Regions from separate parts of the Homo sapiens genome. Here region 2 is linked to region 1. Evidence: chromatin loops called from intact Hi-C (ENCODE). Cell type or tissue: dorsolateral prefrontal cortex. All regions are shown on one strand. Each heading gives the region's core, and the rest is flanking DNA. Links, peaks and the distances in the headings are about the cores only. Region 1 overlaps LOC105378847 (a long non-coding RNA gene). Region 2 overlaps LOC107985744 (a long non-coding RNA gene).

Region 1 (8,405 bases), core at 195-8,194:
TCACTAGCCTGCAAAAAGATCAAAATTCAAAATTGGATTATAGTTTCTACTAAATGCACGTCACTTTCACACAGCTATAAAGTCAAACCATAGTAAGTCAGAGACCATCTATACATGTTTTATATTCACCTAAGCTGAACATTTTGAAAACTGAACTCATAATTTCAAACCTGTTCGTCCTCCTGTATCCTTTCATCTCTGTTAGTGGCATCATGAACAGCCACACACTAATCCCAGCTTACGAGTCATCTAGTCAAAACTCAGCCCTCCCTCATCCTCCCACCTCCAATCCATTCTGAAGTCTTTCATCTGTTTATTAGTGCCTAAAATATCTTAAACCTGCCCCCTCCTCTTCATCCCCACTGCCACAACCTAAGTTTAGACTCTCATTATCTCTCTCCAAAACTATTGCCTCAGCTTCCTAATTAATCTCTCTGTCTTTCAGCCTCCTCAGGGTTGCAGTGATCTAAATGCAAATCTCAACATGTCATCATGCGTCTCTGTCAAGGATTAGGTGTAGTCAAATCTCCTTACCCTAGAACACATGCAGCAGGATCTGGCCACTGCCTGAACTGCGTCATCTCTCTGCATTTCCCTTGCCTCCTCTCTCCCACACTCTCTCTTTTGATTACCAATTTTAGGCGACAGGTTCCCAAAACACCCCTGTGCTTTTTCATACCACTGAACTTTTGCTTATGTTGTTTCCTCTGCTTGGAACACCACCTGGTTAACCGTACTCATCTTCAAAACACAGCTCAGGATTTATTTCCTGTAAGAATCAGTCCCAGATCCCAACCCCACCCCCTGGGTCAGTACTTCTCAAATATTTAGCATGCAAATGATTCACCTAGGGACTTGTTAAGACAAAAATCACATTCAGTCAGTCTTGGGTGGAACTGGACAGTCTGTATTTCTAACAAACTTCCAGGAGATGCTGCCGCTGGTGGAGCCACACGTGGAGTAGGAAGGCCTTGGGTTCTGTGACTGCACTATCTCCCATGCATTAAATACCCTGGCTTTATGTCTTCCCACATTAAAAGCTCTTTGGGATTAGAATCAAGACTTCTTTGCATCTTAAGTGCCAAATATATATGTTTACCAAGAAAACTGAGTTCTCACTGAATGTTTTTAGCTTTTTTTTCTTATAATTTTCCCCCCGTTTTCCTCTGGCAAAGAAATGATTTTGTAGCCTGAGGTCTTTAGGTGTTGGCATGACTAGAAGGGAATAAATATTGGGTCATTGTATTTGTGTGTCATGTGTGTATGTGTGTGCACACACACATACACACACACGCCCCTCTTCCCTAAAAGAGAAGACTGCCAGACAAGGAATTCCTAACTTAGAAACAAACCTGACCTTGGCACAAATGCATGGAAAGCCACAATACACATATATTTTCTCCCTTTCCTTCCTGTTTCCCTCCTCTTTCCCAAATAGGAGGTGCTGTTCCAGAGGCAGATGGCCATACCGCAGAGATATCTCACAATACATGAGACTATCCAGCTGTCTCCTAATTCATTTATTAAACGAATATTGACTGAACACCAACTATGTACCAAGCATCATTTTCTCACTTCACAGTTATCTCTCTCCCACCCCCTACCCCCCACAGTCTAGCTAGGCTGCCTGTCCTGTTCTTACTTTGTTAGGCGCAGATTTTTATCTTAAAGGGCCAATGCTTTGTACAAAGTCTCATGCCATTTCATCTTCCATATATTTTACAACAGATGGCAGGTAAATAATGCCAGACCGGCAAAGTCCGAAGTAAAATAAAAAAGAATAGGGCTTTTTATGTGAAGATGTAAAAGGATATAGGGCTGAAGTCAAGAGAAGACTTCTGGGAGAAGGAGGAAATGTGAGGTTACACCTAGGACCTGATCCTGAGGGAGTTGTCAGAGAAGCCCCACCCTGGAACCTGAGAAGAACTAAGTGAGTGGACTCCCTGAGGAGCCAGGGACCTTTGTTCCTCATCTCCTAACCACCTGCCTACATTCCTTCTGCTCTAACAACACAGGCCCATCTGCTGTTCCCCGAACAAGCTGTGTATTTTCACTTTCCCGGACTTTGCTCATGTTGAACTCTCTGCCTCTATCATGTTTCCTCTCTTCCTTTGCCATTCTTCAGGCTCAGTATAAATGTTGCTTCTTTGTAAACCTCTCCCGAAGTTCTTAATCAGAATCCCCTTCACTCTCTGTAACCTTATAAGTGGTTATCACAGCTGGATTTTTGCTATAATTAGTGAGTGAATTAGTTATATCCTTGCCTTGCTTCTTGTTCACACTCTTTGAGTGTGGAGACCCTTCTTTGCAACCCTTTGTATGGCCTGTACATAGCACATTGTCACTATGTATGTTGAAGGGGAGGAGCATCAACCAAATGATGAAAAAACTTAGACTGAAATGAGGTCTCAGAGCTTCTTCTGCAGAAAATCACTGTTGTACAATTACTTTGGAGAGAAGGTGACAATAGCATTGCAAAGGAGAGTCTTGATTACACGATGCTTTCCTAATTTGCCGCCAAATAATTCTTCCTCCGTGTTCTTTTTTTGTTCTTGTTTTGTTTTGTTTGTTTGTTTGTTTTTCTCTGCAGCCCAAGCTGGAGTGCGTGGCGCGCTCTCCGCTCACTGCAAGCTCAGCCTCCCGGGTTCACGCCAGTCTCCTGCCTCAGCCCCCTCCCCGAGTAGCTGGGACTACAGGCGCCCGCCGCCACGCCCAGCTAATTTTTTGTATTATTCGTAGGGACGAGGTTTCACTGTGTTAGCCAGGATGGTCTCGATCTCCTGACCTCATGATCCTCCCGCCTCGGCCTCCTAAAGTGCTGAGATTACGGGCTTGAGCCACCGCGCCCGGCCATCTTCCTCCATGTTCTTTAGGGAATCCATAGAGGCTTAGAGAAGGAAGTCAAGAGCTAACAATTACAATTACTATGGTACAGCCAAGCAGCCAAACTTAAAGTAATTTCTACTGAGGATCTGAGGTCATATCAAAGAAGAGCTAGTTACAGGGCCACAATAGTGGAAAACTGCTGAAAACAGCTGGTATGACAGCATTGAATGAAATGTTATTTTATACACGGGAAGATGTCTCTCCCTGGTTTTAATATAGAACTACAAAAAGATGCAAGTGTCTCTAAAAGCTGAAAGGAATAGCAATATAAATTACAATTAACCTTTATTAAGGCCTATATGTTCATAAATGTTCCGAAGCACTTTACAGGTGTTAACTCATTTTATCTGCTCAACAATGCTATGATTGTAGGTATTATAATCATCCTTAATTTATCAATGAGGAAACTGACCCAGAAAAGTAAAGATTTGTTCAAAGTCACAAAGCTAATGAAGTGTAGCACCAAGATTCAAACCCAGTCAGCCTGGCTCCAGGGCTTAAGCTTGCATCTCTGTCATTTTGATGTACCTACTGTGCTCTACTGAGGAATTCTGATGGATACTTTACAAGCCCATTTCTTTACAATAAGGTAGGTTATACCCTTTCCCAAACAAGGAAAACTGAAGAGAAGTTAAGTAACTCACTCAAGACCATACAACCAGCAATTGCTGGCTTCATATTTATGATAAATATTGTTTAGTCATGCTTAGGTCTATTGGTGTATGGAGCCAACCTTGTAGAGCCAATACCATCATCAGAGTCCTCAGGTTTGAAAAAAAAGACTTTGCTAATCTATAGAGGATTTTTATATAATTGTGCATAATGCGGTCAAACAGAACTATTAATACATATAAGGTAACTATGTAAGTGATCAAATGCTTTGTCCTATGCTCCAGGTCTTCCTCAGATTAAAAAAAAAAAACTGGTTCATTTTATATGAATTTCTTTTCCCAGAAAGCAAGGTAAAGTTCCAAATACAAAGTGCTTTCAAAATGTAATTGATACCTTCCTTCATTGGTTACATATTATATAAAGTACACTTTTCTGGAAAATGAAGTATATTCCCTTATAGGAACTCAGTTACAACTCTGAATTATTGCCATTCATTTTATCTTACTTTTGTGTTACACTCCATCATAAATTTTAATTTACCAAGTATATTGACAGCAAGCTGGCTGTGACATGTCAACCCCACTGATTGCCAGAACTGATTTGCTGGATCTGCCCTGTTAAGATGGTGTCCCATTTCTTCCTGGCTCTGCCACATGTGTTTTTCCAAAATCTGGACACTTTACTGGAGAGGATGATTTCTCTAGATGGAGAAAGACCATGGTCTACAGAGAATCAAGTTCTTCTGCTGGAATACTCAAGGCATGTTGAGTAGGTTCCCCTGCCTGACTGTGTCTCTCCCAGTAGTTAAGATAATGAGCCACTTGAAGGTGGAGATTTCATCTTTGTGTCTCCAGCCTCCTAGCACCATACCTGGCATGTGTTAGATTTTTTAAAATGTTTCTTGAATGAAAAAAAAGGAAACAGACACACAGCCGGCTCCTGTATTCATATAGCTTCAATTCTACATGAAGGCAACACCTATAAATAAAAATACAGACACAGAACATTCAAACATGCATGGACACAATCTAAACCCCCTTCTTTAGAGTCCTTACACAGTTTACAAACGGAAAAGGCACCATCCTAGAATAGCCAGTAGAGGGCATCACACACCAAATGTAGTCAGAATGTGGCTACAGAAATTGAGTTCAAGTTCTAGTTCCTGCTGATCTGAAGGATTCTAAATGGACACCAAAGCAGAGAATATTGTTGGCCTGTGCTCTGCAAGTACCTGTATTTCTATTTTGGTGTAATCACGGATAGAAATGTTCCTGTTTGCCTCATTTCATTTTCAGAGATGACTTTTAAAGCATGAAACAGTGAAAAATGCTTATTATAATGGCAAATTTGAAAAGCAAGATACAAAACTGCTTAGGTCTATTGGTGTATGGAGCCAATATGAAATCTGATAACTGCTATGTCAATAAATTTTCTTAAAAGACAAAGCAAACCTGGCATGATGGTGTGTGCCCAGCTATCCTACTTGGGAAGCTAAGGCGGGAGGATCGCTTGAGTCTGTGAGCTCGAGGTTGTAGTGAACTGTGAATGCGCAGCTGCACTCCAGCCTGGATAACAGAGTGAGACCCTGTCTCAAAAAAAAAAAAAAGAAAGAAAAGAAAAGAAAAAGAAAAGACAAAGCATTGAAATAAAATGGAAAGAAGAAACATGAACAGTGATTCTCTTTGTGATGACTTTTTAGATATACATGCATTTTTATTTTTCTGTATCCTCCAAATTTCTTGAGCACTTTGATAATGTAAAATATATATTTGGCACAAAACAAGATTTAATATTTATTAATGGGTAGCGTTTATGAAAAGTTCTCTGTAGCCACATATTGTGTTTCATTCTTTTTGGAGATATAGTTATTGATGGTGGGTGTGGGGAACCTCTATTGGCCATTTAAGTCCGTGGTTCTTGATAGTGGCTCTTCATTGGAATCACCCAGGGCACATCTCCATCGCCAAACTCAGGCCTCACTTCAGGGATTCTGATTTGATGATGAACCTAAAACTATCAACAATGTTTATTTTCAAGACACTTAGGAGAGGTGCTATTAGAATAAGTGCTCTTCTGTTTCAGTAACTTGTACCTCTTGAGAAGAAAATGTCAAGTCTAGAAAAAGAACTTCAGAGATTGAATAACCACACACTAACTGATTGATCTATGTGTGGGAAATGGTGTAACAACTACACCCTGAATCAGGGCTGCCACAGTTGTATGTGTGTATACAACTTACAGCTCTAAAAACTGGCTTGATTCCAACATTTCCTCTAACTACCCTGCAGCCCTTGGGAGATAATTAGCTAATGACAGTAAAGGGCTTTTAAACTTGAAACATGTTATATAAATGCTAAACACAGGAAACACACAGAGGATTTCCACTGATTGCCAATACTTTGCAACCAGAGACAATTGGACACCTCTTTCAGCCAATTTCTTTTTTTTTTTTTTTTTTTTTTGCAACTGAAATCTTCCTAATCTTTAATCCCAGGGAAACAAAGGAAGTTCTTTTTTTAATGCCTTTCCTACAAATCAAAGACCTAAGAGGGTTGCTCCTTTGACTATCTCACAAGTGAGGTTCCAACAAAACACCACGTTGTAATGTGGTTTGTATGGATGAAGGTTTTGCAGTTCGCTGGTTTGCTTGTATAACTGAAGCTGGGTGCTACCCAAAAAAAGGGTCATACCAGGTTGTCCAGTAGGAGTCCTGGTACTACCCTATACATCATCTCTTGTTTAAAGCAAATAATTTGTGCATGTGGTAATAAATCACATTGTATAAAATAATTTCCATTGAAAAGCAATAGCCTTTCCTCCCTCCCCTTCTTGCTCAGCTCCAGTTCTTCTGCAGAGAAAAACTTCCTTGTTTCATCTGGTATGAGATCACTTGGTGTTTACTTCCATTGCACTCTATATTGCTCTTCTTGGTTTACCAACTTTAATCAATAGCGTTAATTTCACAGTATAAAAATGAGCACGTCTCATATTACCCTCCTCTTCCCAATGTTTAAAACAGTAATCATATATTTTATTTCCTCTTTTGGAACTAAACTTTTATATTTTTAAATAAGTACTCAAATTTCTATTGATTTTTAATAGCATATCTCTGGCTTTCTGTTCTATAAAATGTAGTGGCTCCCCTTCCCATTCCTGCACTTTTCTTCTCTCTTACATTTTTGTCAGCTATACTTTACAACTAACAAAATGGTTAATATTTGTATTGTGTACTGCCATCATAAAAAACTATTTTCTACTTTTTTTATAGGTTGACTTTAGAAGTTAAAAATCTACATAATTCCTTCCAAAAAGTGAGAGGTGACAGCGTGCTGGCAGTCCTCACAGCCATCGCTTGCTCTCTGCGCCTCCTCTGCCTGGGCTCCCACTTTGGCGGCACTTGAGGAGCCCTTCAGCCCGCTGCTGCACTGTGGGAGCCCCTTTCTGGGCTGGCCAAGGCCGGAGCCGGCTCCCTCAGCTTGCAGGGAGGTGTGGAGGGAGAGGCGCGGGCGGGAACCAGGGCTGCGCGTGGTGCTTGCGGGCCAGCGCGAGTTCCGGGTGGGCGTGGGCTAGGCGGACCCCGCACTCGGAGCCGCCAGCCGGACCCACCGGCCCGGGCAGTGAGGGGCTTAGCACCTGGGCCAGCAGCTGCTGTGCTCAATTTCTCGCAGGGCCTTAGCTGCCTTCCCACCAGGCAGGGCTTGGGACCTGCAGCCCGCCATGCCTGAGCCTCCCCAAGCTCCGTGGGCTCCTGTGCGGACCGAGCCTCCCCGAGGAGCGCAGCCCCCTGCTCTATGGCACCCAGTCCCATCAACCACCCAAGGGCTGAGGAGTGCGGGCGCACGTTGCGGGACGGGCAGGCAGCTCCACCTGCAGCCCCCCACTGCAGGATCCACTGGGTGAAGCCAGCTAGGCTCCTGACTCTGGTGGGGACTTGGAGAACCTTTATGTCTAGCTAAGGGATTGTAAATACACCAATCAGCACTCTGTATCTAGCTCAAGGTTTGTAAACACACCAATCAGCACCCTGTGTCTAGCTCAGGGTTTGTGAATGCACCAATCCACACTCTGTATCTAGCTACTCTGGTGGGGACTTGGAGAACCTTTTTGTCCACACTCTGTATCTAGCTAATCTAGTGGGGACGTGGAGAACCTTTGTGTCTAGCTCAGGGATTGTAAACGCACCAATCAGCACCCTGTCAAAACAGACCACTCCGCTCTCTGTAAAATGGACCAATCAGCAGGATGTGGGTGGGGCCAGATAAGAGAATAAAAGCAGGCTGCCCGAGCCAGCAGTGGCAACCCGCTGGGGTTGCCTTCCACACTGTGGACTCTTTGTTCTTTCACTCTTTGCAATAAATCCAGCTGCTGCTCCCTCTTTGGGTCCACACTGCCTTTATGAGCTGTCACACTCACCGCGAAGGTCTGCAGCTTCACTCCTGAGCCAGCGAGACCACGAACCCACCAGAAGGAAGAAACTCCGAACACATCCTAACATCAGAAGGAACAAACTCCAGACGCACCACCTCAAGAGCTGTAACACTCACCGTGAGGGTCCGCAGCTTGATTCTTGAAGTCAGTGAGACCAAGAACCCACCAATTCCGGACACAAAAGTATAATAAGGAAAGGGGGAGAGGACAAGTGATCATACATTGGAGAAACCTGGTAAACTCTAGCTCAATCAGGTGATTGAAGTCAGGGTCAACAGTCATACTGATAGTATGTACTATCTATACATAGTATGAATGTGCTCTTGACTTCATGTGATAAAAATGGCACCTTACCTTTGCGGTCCTCTTCACGAAACCAATCACCCCAGTCTAATAATGAGAAAAAAATAAAAATAAAAAAATCCCAAGTGAGAGACAGTCTACAAAACCGTAATTAGTACTCCTCAAAATTCAAAATC
Region 2 (8,405 bases), core at 257-8,256, 210 kb after region 1:
AGTGTTTTGGGGGGCACTGGCTGGGTTCAAATCGTTCAAATCCTGGCTTTGTCACTTGTTCACTGAGTGGCCTTGGACGGGTTTCTTTACATCTTTGTGCCTCAATCTCCTCGACTGTATTATGAAGTAAATAAAAGTACTCTCCTCAGTTTAATCTTAAGGATTAAATGAGGCAGTACTGATTCAGTGTTTTTTGTCTAATTAACAGCAGATCTAGTTTTCCATTGTTCAGTCCCTAAATCATGGAGTATCCTTGAGACCTTTTTTCTCATCAGCAAATCCTGCTGAATCTAATTTCAAAATAGATCCAACATCCAATTGCTTTGTGCTACAGTGATTACCATATTGGTCATTCCTCCCAGGTATCCTCTTCAGAGCTGAGGTCCCTGTCCTCCACCTGCTGGGAATGTTGGCTGTCAAAGGCATACAGGTGTGTCCCTCATGGGGATTGCCTTGGCTGAGAACTGCCTTGCTCTCCCAAGGGGCAGCCCCCCACCAAAGCCTGGCCAATGTATGGATACGAACACCTGGCCACCTTGCCTGTGGTAGACAGAATGATAGCTTAATCCCCAGACCTGTGAATGTGTTAGGTTACATGGCAAGGGGAAGTAAGGTTGCTAACCAGTTGACGTTCTGATGTAGAGATTGTCCTGGATCATTTGGGTGGGCCCAATGTAATCACAAGCCTCCATGTAAATGAAAGAGGGAGGCAGGAGTCAGAGTCAGAGGAAGAGATGTGTTGATGTGATGGCAATTGCTGGGATTCAGTTGGCCTCTAAAAGGTGCAATGCAGGCAGCTTCTAAGCTTCTAACAGCAGGAAAAGGCAGGGAAACAGATCCTCCCTCTCAAGTCTCTAGCAGAATGCAGCTCTGCTGACACCTTACTAGTCCCATGAGACTCATTTCGGGCTCTTACAATTCTGTTATTTAGAATTGTAAAATAATACACTTCTGTTGTTTTAAGCCACCAAGCTTGTGGTAATTTGTTATAGCAGCCATGGAAAACTAACCTAATTTTGGACAACTCTGAAGGGCCATCCCAGCTCCAGGGCTCCCCATAGGATTGGCTGAGGCGTCAGATGCCACCATCTTTCAGGTCAGCTTCTCTCTCTGACCTATTATGCTTTCCTCAAGTCCTGACACAAGTATCTCCCAAGAGCACGCTCTATAACCCTGTGGATGTAATTGCTCATCTCAGAGTTAGTTTCCAAGGATCCAGATCTAAGACAATATCTTACCTGGGTTGTTATAATAGCCCCCTAAATGGTCTCCTTGTTTATATCCTTAACTCTGCAGTCTCTGCTCAACATGGGAGCTGCAAAGACTCTGTTAGAACATAAATTAGATCAAGACACTCCATAGCTTTCCTTTCCACTCAAAGTAAATGTCAAATTCCTTTTTTTTTTTTTTTTTAAGACAAGGTCTGGCTCTATCACCCTGGCTGGAGTGCAGTGGTGCAATTTCAGCTTACTCCAGCCTCCACTTCCCAGGCTCAATCCATCCTTCCTCTGCCTCCTGAGTAGCTGGGACTATAAGTGCGTGCCACCATGTCTGGCTAATTTTTTGTATTTTTGGTAGAGACAGGGTTTTGCCGTGTTGCCCAGGCTGATCTCAAACTCGTGAGCTCAAGTGATCCACCTGCCTCAGCCTCCCAAAGTGCTGAAATTACAGGTGTGAGCCACCACGCCTGGTCGAGGTCAGATTCCTTACAATGACATAAAAGACTTCATAATCTGCCCAACCACCCTGTCCTTACTTCTTCAGCCTCACCTCCTGTGACTCTGTCCCTTGTTCACTCCACTTCAGCTACACTGCATCCTTTTTGACCATGCCAGTAAAGCTCGGGCCCCAGGCCTTTTGCATTGACTCTTTGCTCATATGCCATCTTTTCCCTGAGGTTCCTGATCACTCTATTTGAATGGCAATTGTCCCTCATCCTACACCAGCACACCCTATCCCTGTTACCTGCATCGTTTTCTGTATGGGCCTGTAAAGGGGCAGCTTAACTTCAAAATGCATTTTAAAATTTTTTTTCCTTTCTCTTGGGTTTCAAGATGTAACCTTGAAGCAAACTGCAGAAGCCTTTTCCCTTAGCCTTAAAATAGACTCCCCATCCCTCCCTTTCTCACCGTATACACGCCCTTCACATTTATCTAACTATATGTTAGTATCTAACTAGGTGCCTACTTAGAAGTTCCAGGGACAAATCCTGAGAGAGACAGATCAAGCCTGGAGACCCAGCTGCAGAATTCCAGAGATTACCTCAAGGTGGCTAATCAACAACCTGGCCATTGTTGAGATGAACGCCAGCCCACACTCCAGGTGGACCGGGACCCAAGATAGCCACTGGAATAAAACTCAGTGCAATTCCTGCATCCCTTCCATATCAGGTCTTCCCTTTTTAAACGCTTGCCTTTCCACCTCAAAATTCAAACTGGTTGCTTTGGATAGGAATCCAGCCACTTCCCCTTAGCCAACTTTGGAAATAAAGTCAATTTTCCCCTACCATACCTCGCTCTTGTTAATTGGACTCTGCAAGCAGTGACTGAAACTGTGTTCAGTTACAGGCTTATAACTTTCCAATATACTATATAGTTTATTTACTTTGTTTATTATTTTTCTTCTCTCATTAGGCTATACGCTCTGTGAAGGCATGTATTTTTATTCACTTACTGCTCTAGCCCCAGTGTTTAGGACTGTGCCTGGCAAAGAGTGGCACTCACTAAAAACTTGCTGAATGAATAAGTGCAGTGCACTATTCTAAAGTATTTAGAACAGTGTCTGACACATAGTGAATGCTCAATAAGGGCTAGCTATTAATATTATTTTTGCCAGTGGAGAGGGGGTCATGAGATTCCTGGCATTGCAGAAGCTACTCATATATATATAGCATTTGATCCCGTGATCCTGCAAGAAGTGGAAGACAAATAATATGCACATGTTAATTAGGAGCTTAGTTTCCTTGTTTTTATGTGTGTGAACCAACCCCTGGGATGAGTTGAATTCCCTTTAGAACAGATGTAAAACCATAGATCTGAGTCTCTCACATGTACCTAGGAGGTGATGAAGGGCAGAGAGGAGACTGTGGGCTGGAGCTGTTTGGAACCACAATTTGGGCCCAGAGAATCCGAGCTCAGGGAAGTCTGATCTGGCCCCAGGTCAGGTCTGATTGATTTTAGGGTCACTTTGGGAAATGAGGAAAGTCCAGCAGTTATACTGCAACAGAAAGGCTGATGATAGTTTATGCTGATTCTGAACTTTTCTTTATTGGAAGAGCTGCCTTTTTAAAATGAGATATGTATAAAGAAAGAACCCAGAGAAATATGTATTTGTTTCTGGTTCCTGGCATAGAGCTCCTAAAGCTCTAGTAATTCTCTGAGTGATAAGAGCATCTTTGTTCTAATGAGGCAACTCTTGCTGGGCTCCTTTATAACTTTGGGATTGAGGTTGGTTGCCAGGAAGACCCAGTCTTGATGAGAAACTTGGAAAATTCAGTCCCATCCTCCAAGGGAGAGAAGCTAGGGCTTCAGTTAATAATCAATCATGCCGACATGATGAAACCTCCATAAAACCCCCTAAATACTTGGTGACCACATCAAGGTGCTGGGAGGGTGCCAGAGGAAACTCCACGCACCACCCCCACACCTCGACTTGTGCGTCTTTTCCATTTGGCTGTTTCTGAGTTTGGCTGTTTCTGAGTTTATAATAAACTGGTACTAATATGTAAAGTGTTTAACTAAGTTCTGTGAGCTGTTCTAGGAGGGGGTTGTGGGAACCCCTGATCTGTAGCTGGTGGGTCAGAAGCCCAGATGTCCTGGACTTGTGATTGGCATCTGAAGTCTGATGTGGAGACAGTTTTGTGGAACTGAGCCCTTTCACTTTTAGCATCTGACACCAACTCTGGCAGTTAGTGTCAGAATTGAATTGAATTGTACAACAGCCAGTTGTTGTCTGGAGAGTTGGAGAATTGGTTGGTGGGAGGAAAAATCTCATTTGGTGCCAGATGTGTTGTGAGAAAAGAAAAAAAAAAAAAACAGCTCATGAGCTCTGTCTTTTCTTGAACTGACTGTGCTGTTACCATGCAGTAATAGTTGAAGGTGAGATCCTTTCTTTTGGTATGTTTTAGGGAAAAAAGCCCAGAAACATACTTTAAAATTGGAAAGAGCAAGAGTATATGGATGTGTATGTGTAAGACATTCTGATTCCTAGGGGGATACGCAACCATCTTTATTATTATTATACATTTTTAGAGTCGAGGTCTTGCCATATTGCCCAGGCTGGCCTCAAACACCTGGACTCATGTGATTCTCCCACCTTAGCCTCCTGAATAGCTAGAACAATAGGCATGTACCACTGCACTCGGCCACAACAATTTTAAGAAAAAAATCTGGCCTGACAAGGTGGCTCATGCCTATAATTCCAGCATTCTGGGAAGTCAAAATGAAAGGATTACTTAGGCTAGGAGTTAAAGACAAGCCTGGGCAGCATAGTGAGACCTCATCTCTACAAAAAAATTAAAAAAATTAGCTGGGTGTGGTGGCATGTGTTCAGGAGGCTGAGGTGGGAGGATTGCTTGAGCCCAGGAGGTCAAATCTGCAGTGAGGCATGATGGCGCCACTGCACTCCAGCCTAAGTGACAGAGTGAGATCTTGTCTAAAAAAAAAAAAAAACTATCCTGCTTGATATAGATCTAGATTTGTAGTCATCATAGAATAACAACATGGCCAATTCTGCCATCTGTTGGTTGTATGAGCACTATGAATAATCAACTCTGTGTGTGAGACACTTGAAATCATTGAATGCTGGAATGAAAAACCATATAATGCATAAGCTGTCAGGGACAGGCGGGGTCAGTCCTGTTTCTCATGATCTTTTTGAAATAGATAGACACTTTATAACCTTTACTGCTTGTTCAATTCAAAAACAGACAACACATTGGAATGTCGTCGTGGCACTGAAGCTCAGCTCTTTTTTGATCCCTATTGTTGATGTTAGCACCTATTCAGATCCCTTTATAATGACACTGGAAATTACATATGTGAAAATATGTATACAGTTATTCCTGTAATCTTTTGTTAAAAAAGGTTAATTTCCAATTTTTAAATAATTCACTTTAAAGATATGGGATGGGGGCTCTTTCCTGAAATTTAGATAGTATTCAAATCATAGCATAGTGCCTGAGGACTTCCACATCTATTGCATACTGCTTGCTTAATGAAAGTTGAATTTCTAATGCCTTTAAAAATTAATGCTTTGGCTGGGCGCGGTGGCTCACGCCTGTAATCCAGAACTTTGGGAGGCTGAGGTGGGCGGATCACGAGGTCAAGAGATCATGACCATCCTGGCCAACATAGTGAAACACTGTCTCTACTAAAAATACAAAAATTAGCTGGGCGTGGTGGCGCATGCCTGTAGTTCCAGCTACTCGGGAGGCTGAGACAGGAGAATTGCTTGAACCCAGGAGGCGGAGGTTGCAGTGAGCTGAGATTGCGCCATTGCACTCTAGCCTGGTGACAGAGTGAGACTCTGTCTCAAAAAAAAAAAAGAAAAATTAATGCTTCTTAAAGAAGAAAATATCCTTCTACTCAGTGAGGAAAACATGATATATATGCTTATAGAGTATAACTTTTGGCTCTTGAATACTATACATTTTTCTTTGTCATACTTTTGTTAACTTATTACAGTATCTTGAAAACTTTTGAAATAGCACACGTTGCTCAAGTATGTTTTTCCATTTGGAAAGTCTTAGTGCTTTTTCTACTGCACTTTTACTTAGTGATTCATTTTCCATCTTGTCTCAGGACCCAAGATGAATTGAACCAAACATGCAACCGCCCGCCCCCATCTTTACTGTTTTTCATCCTATTTTTGGTGGGCCATTTTATAAATTTAATTTTGAATATTAGTCTAATCTTCTAGGGTGTGATAATCTTGTCCAGAATTGCCTGATCTTCCCACTCACTCTTGCAGCCCAGGGGCTAATCATCTCCCTACTCCATTGACCTAGAGTGATGATTGATATTTCTAGCCACCTCGGTCTCCACCTATATGATTTTTAAAAATCTAATTTGCTTCAGATAGCCTGTGTGACAGGGATCATTTCCACAACTTCAATTCTTTACTGAGGGAATAGTCAGTGAACAGATTGAAGCCCAATGCTATCACTTTGTGCCTTCCCAATTTCACTTCTGAGTCTGCGTCAAAACAACACACACTTGAACTTGTATTTTTTTAAAAAATCTGCTTTCGTGCTCATAATCTTTTTCAATCTCTTTTCCTGGTATCTAAAATATCTTAGCAACAACTCTCATCTCTGAGCAACCATCAGGGTATAGTTTCAAATACTACAGCAATCAAAGCATCCTACTTCATTACTTGCTGATTTTTTCCAGGCAATCTATATTTATTTTGTGAATATAACATCAATATAGAAGCACATGATTTACTACCCTTCTCTCTAGTCCTCAAGAAAACTCTTTCTGCGACAAGCAAATTTCCAAGACTCCGTGACTTTTTCATTTTTTTTTTTTTTTTGAGACGGAGTTTTGCTCTTGTGGCCCAGGCTGGAGTGCAATGGCGCGATCTTGGCTCACTGCAACTTCCACCTCCTGGGTTCAAGCAATTCTCCAGCCTCAGCCTCCTGAGTAGCTGGGATTACAGGTGTCTGCCGCCATGCCTGGCTAATTTTTTATTTTTAGTAGAGACAGGGTTTCACCACGTTGGCCAGGCTGATCTTGAACTCCTGACCTCAGGTGATCCACCAGCCTCAGCCTCCCAAAGTGCTGGGATTACAGGTGTAAGCCACCGTGCCCGGCCGACTCTGTGACTGTTAAAGAGCCTTTGTTTGCTGCTGATTGATTAAACTCAGTTATCATTTGAAAACTTCCCAAAGAGGCCAGACTATATTCTGATGAGAAAAATCACTATGATGATATACTAACATGAACTCTGTGAACCTCACCATTAGCCAGAGATTTAAAAATATTTTAAATTGAGGTATAATATATAAACAGCAAAGTGTACAAATCCTGTGTAAACTTGATGAATTTACACACACACACACACACACACCCATGTAGCCACTGCCTAGATCAAGATATATTTCCAACAGCTCAGAAGGCTTCTTTGTCTCTCTTATGTCTCTTCTCAATATCCCACTTCATGTAACCACAGACCTGACTTCTATAACCATAGATTTGTGTTGCCTGCTCTCTAACTTAATACTAAAAGGAAACATAATATATGTATAGTTTTGTGTCTGGCCTCCTTTCTTATCAGTATGTCAATGAGATTCATCCATGTTTGTACTTAACGTAGGGCTGCATTCTTTTTTATTACTGCCTTGTTCCACTGTTTCAATATTCCACAGTTTATTCATCTATTCTATTACCGGTGAACATTTGGGTTGTTTACAATTTTGGGCTATTGTAAATAAAACTATTTAGTCTGAGATTTTCACATATAAAAGAGCTATACACAAATTCTGCTGTTTGGACAATCCTTTATGTGATGTTAGACACAGAGTAGGAAATTAAATCAAGGCTGGGCGCAGTGGCTCATGCCTGTAATCCCAGAATTTTGGGAGGCCAAGGCAGACAGATCACGAGGTCAGGAGATTGAGACCATCCTGGCCAACAATCGTGTCTCTACTAAAAATACAAAAATTAGCTGGGTGTGGTGGCGTGTGCCTGTAATCCCAGCTACTCGGGAGGCTGAGGCAGAAGCATCACTTGAACCCGGGAGGTGGAGGTTCCAGTGACCCGAGATTGCACCACTGCACCCCAGCCTGGTGACGGGGCGAGACTCCGTCTCAAAAAAAAAAAAAAAAAAAAAAGTCTTCTGTGAATCAAAGGATACAACTTTTCTTGTGTGTATCAAAGGATACTTTAAAAGCAAAAATACAACCTACTAGGTGGGGGGAAATATTTGCAAAGCACATATCTGATAAAGTATTAATATCTGGAATATATGAAGAACACCTAAAACTCAAAAATATAACTAAAAACACATGAAAAAATGCTCACCATCACTGGTCATCAGAGAAATGCAAATCAAAACCACAATGAGATACCATATCACACCAGTTAGAATGGCAATCATTAAAAAGTCAGGAAACAACAAGTGCTGGAGAGGATGTGGGTAAATAGGAACACTTTTACACTGTTAGTGGGACTGTAAACTCGTTCAACCATTGTGGAAGTCAGTGTGGCGATTCCTCAGGGATCTAGAACTAGAAATACCATTTGACCCAGCCATCCCATTACTGGGTATATACCCAAAGGACTATAAATCATGCTGCTATAAAGACACATGCACACGTACGTTTATTGTGGCACTATTCACAATAGCAAAGACTTGGAACCAACCCAAATGTGCAACAATGATAGACTGGATTAAGAAAATGT

What was found. Peaks named below come from ENCODE experiments on the same cell type or tissue, not always from the same donor. Only the 100,000 strongest peaks of a DNase experiment are listed, where the experiment ranks them.
Region 2: it touches region 1 in a loop (8-fold over the local background); 26 of 110 quality-filtered maps call a loop at or near these places.

The regions. Positions count from the first base shown.
Region 1 is chr1:89,983,588-89,991,992 of GRCh38, reverse strand. LOC105378847 (a long non-coding RNA gene) reads right to left here. Exons shown (of 3, transcript XR_001738142.2): 3 at 5,175-8,316. It also overlaps the pseudogene RN7SKP272. Among named protein-coding and RNA genes, the nearest start is that of ZNF326, 7.3 kb to the left of the region's middle. In dorsolateral prefrontal cortex, for the core only: a CTCF peak has its summit at 4,592 (motif pointing right); a DNase peak (open chromatin) is centred at 4,596; H3K27ac peaks cover 1,950 bases.
Region 2 is chr1:89,777,175-89,785,579 of GRCh38, reverse strand. All of the region lies in intron 1 of LOC107985744 (a long non-coding RNA gene), which reads right to left. Among named protein-coding and RNA genes, the nearest start is that of LRRC8D, 40 kb to the left of the region's middle. In dorsolateral prefrontal cortex, for the core only: a CTCF peak has its summit at 4,718 (motif pointing left); no DNase peak of the experiment used is centred there.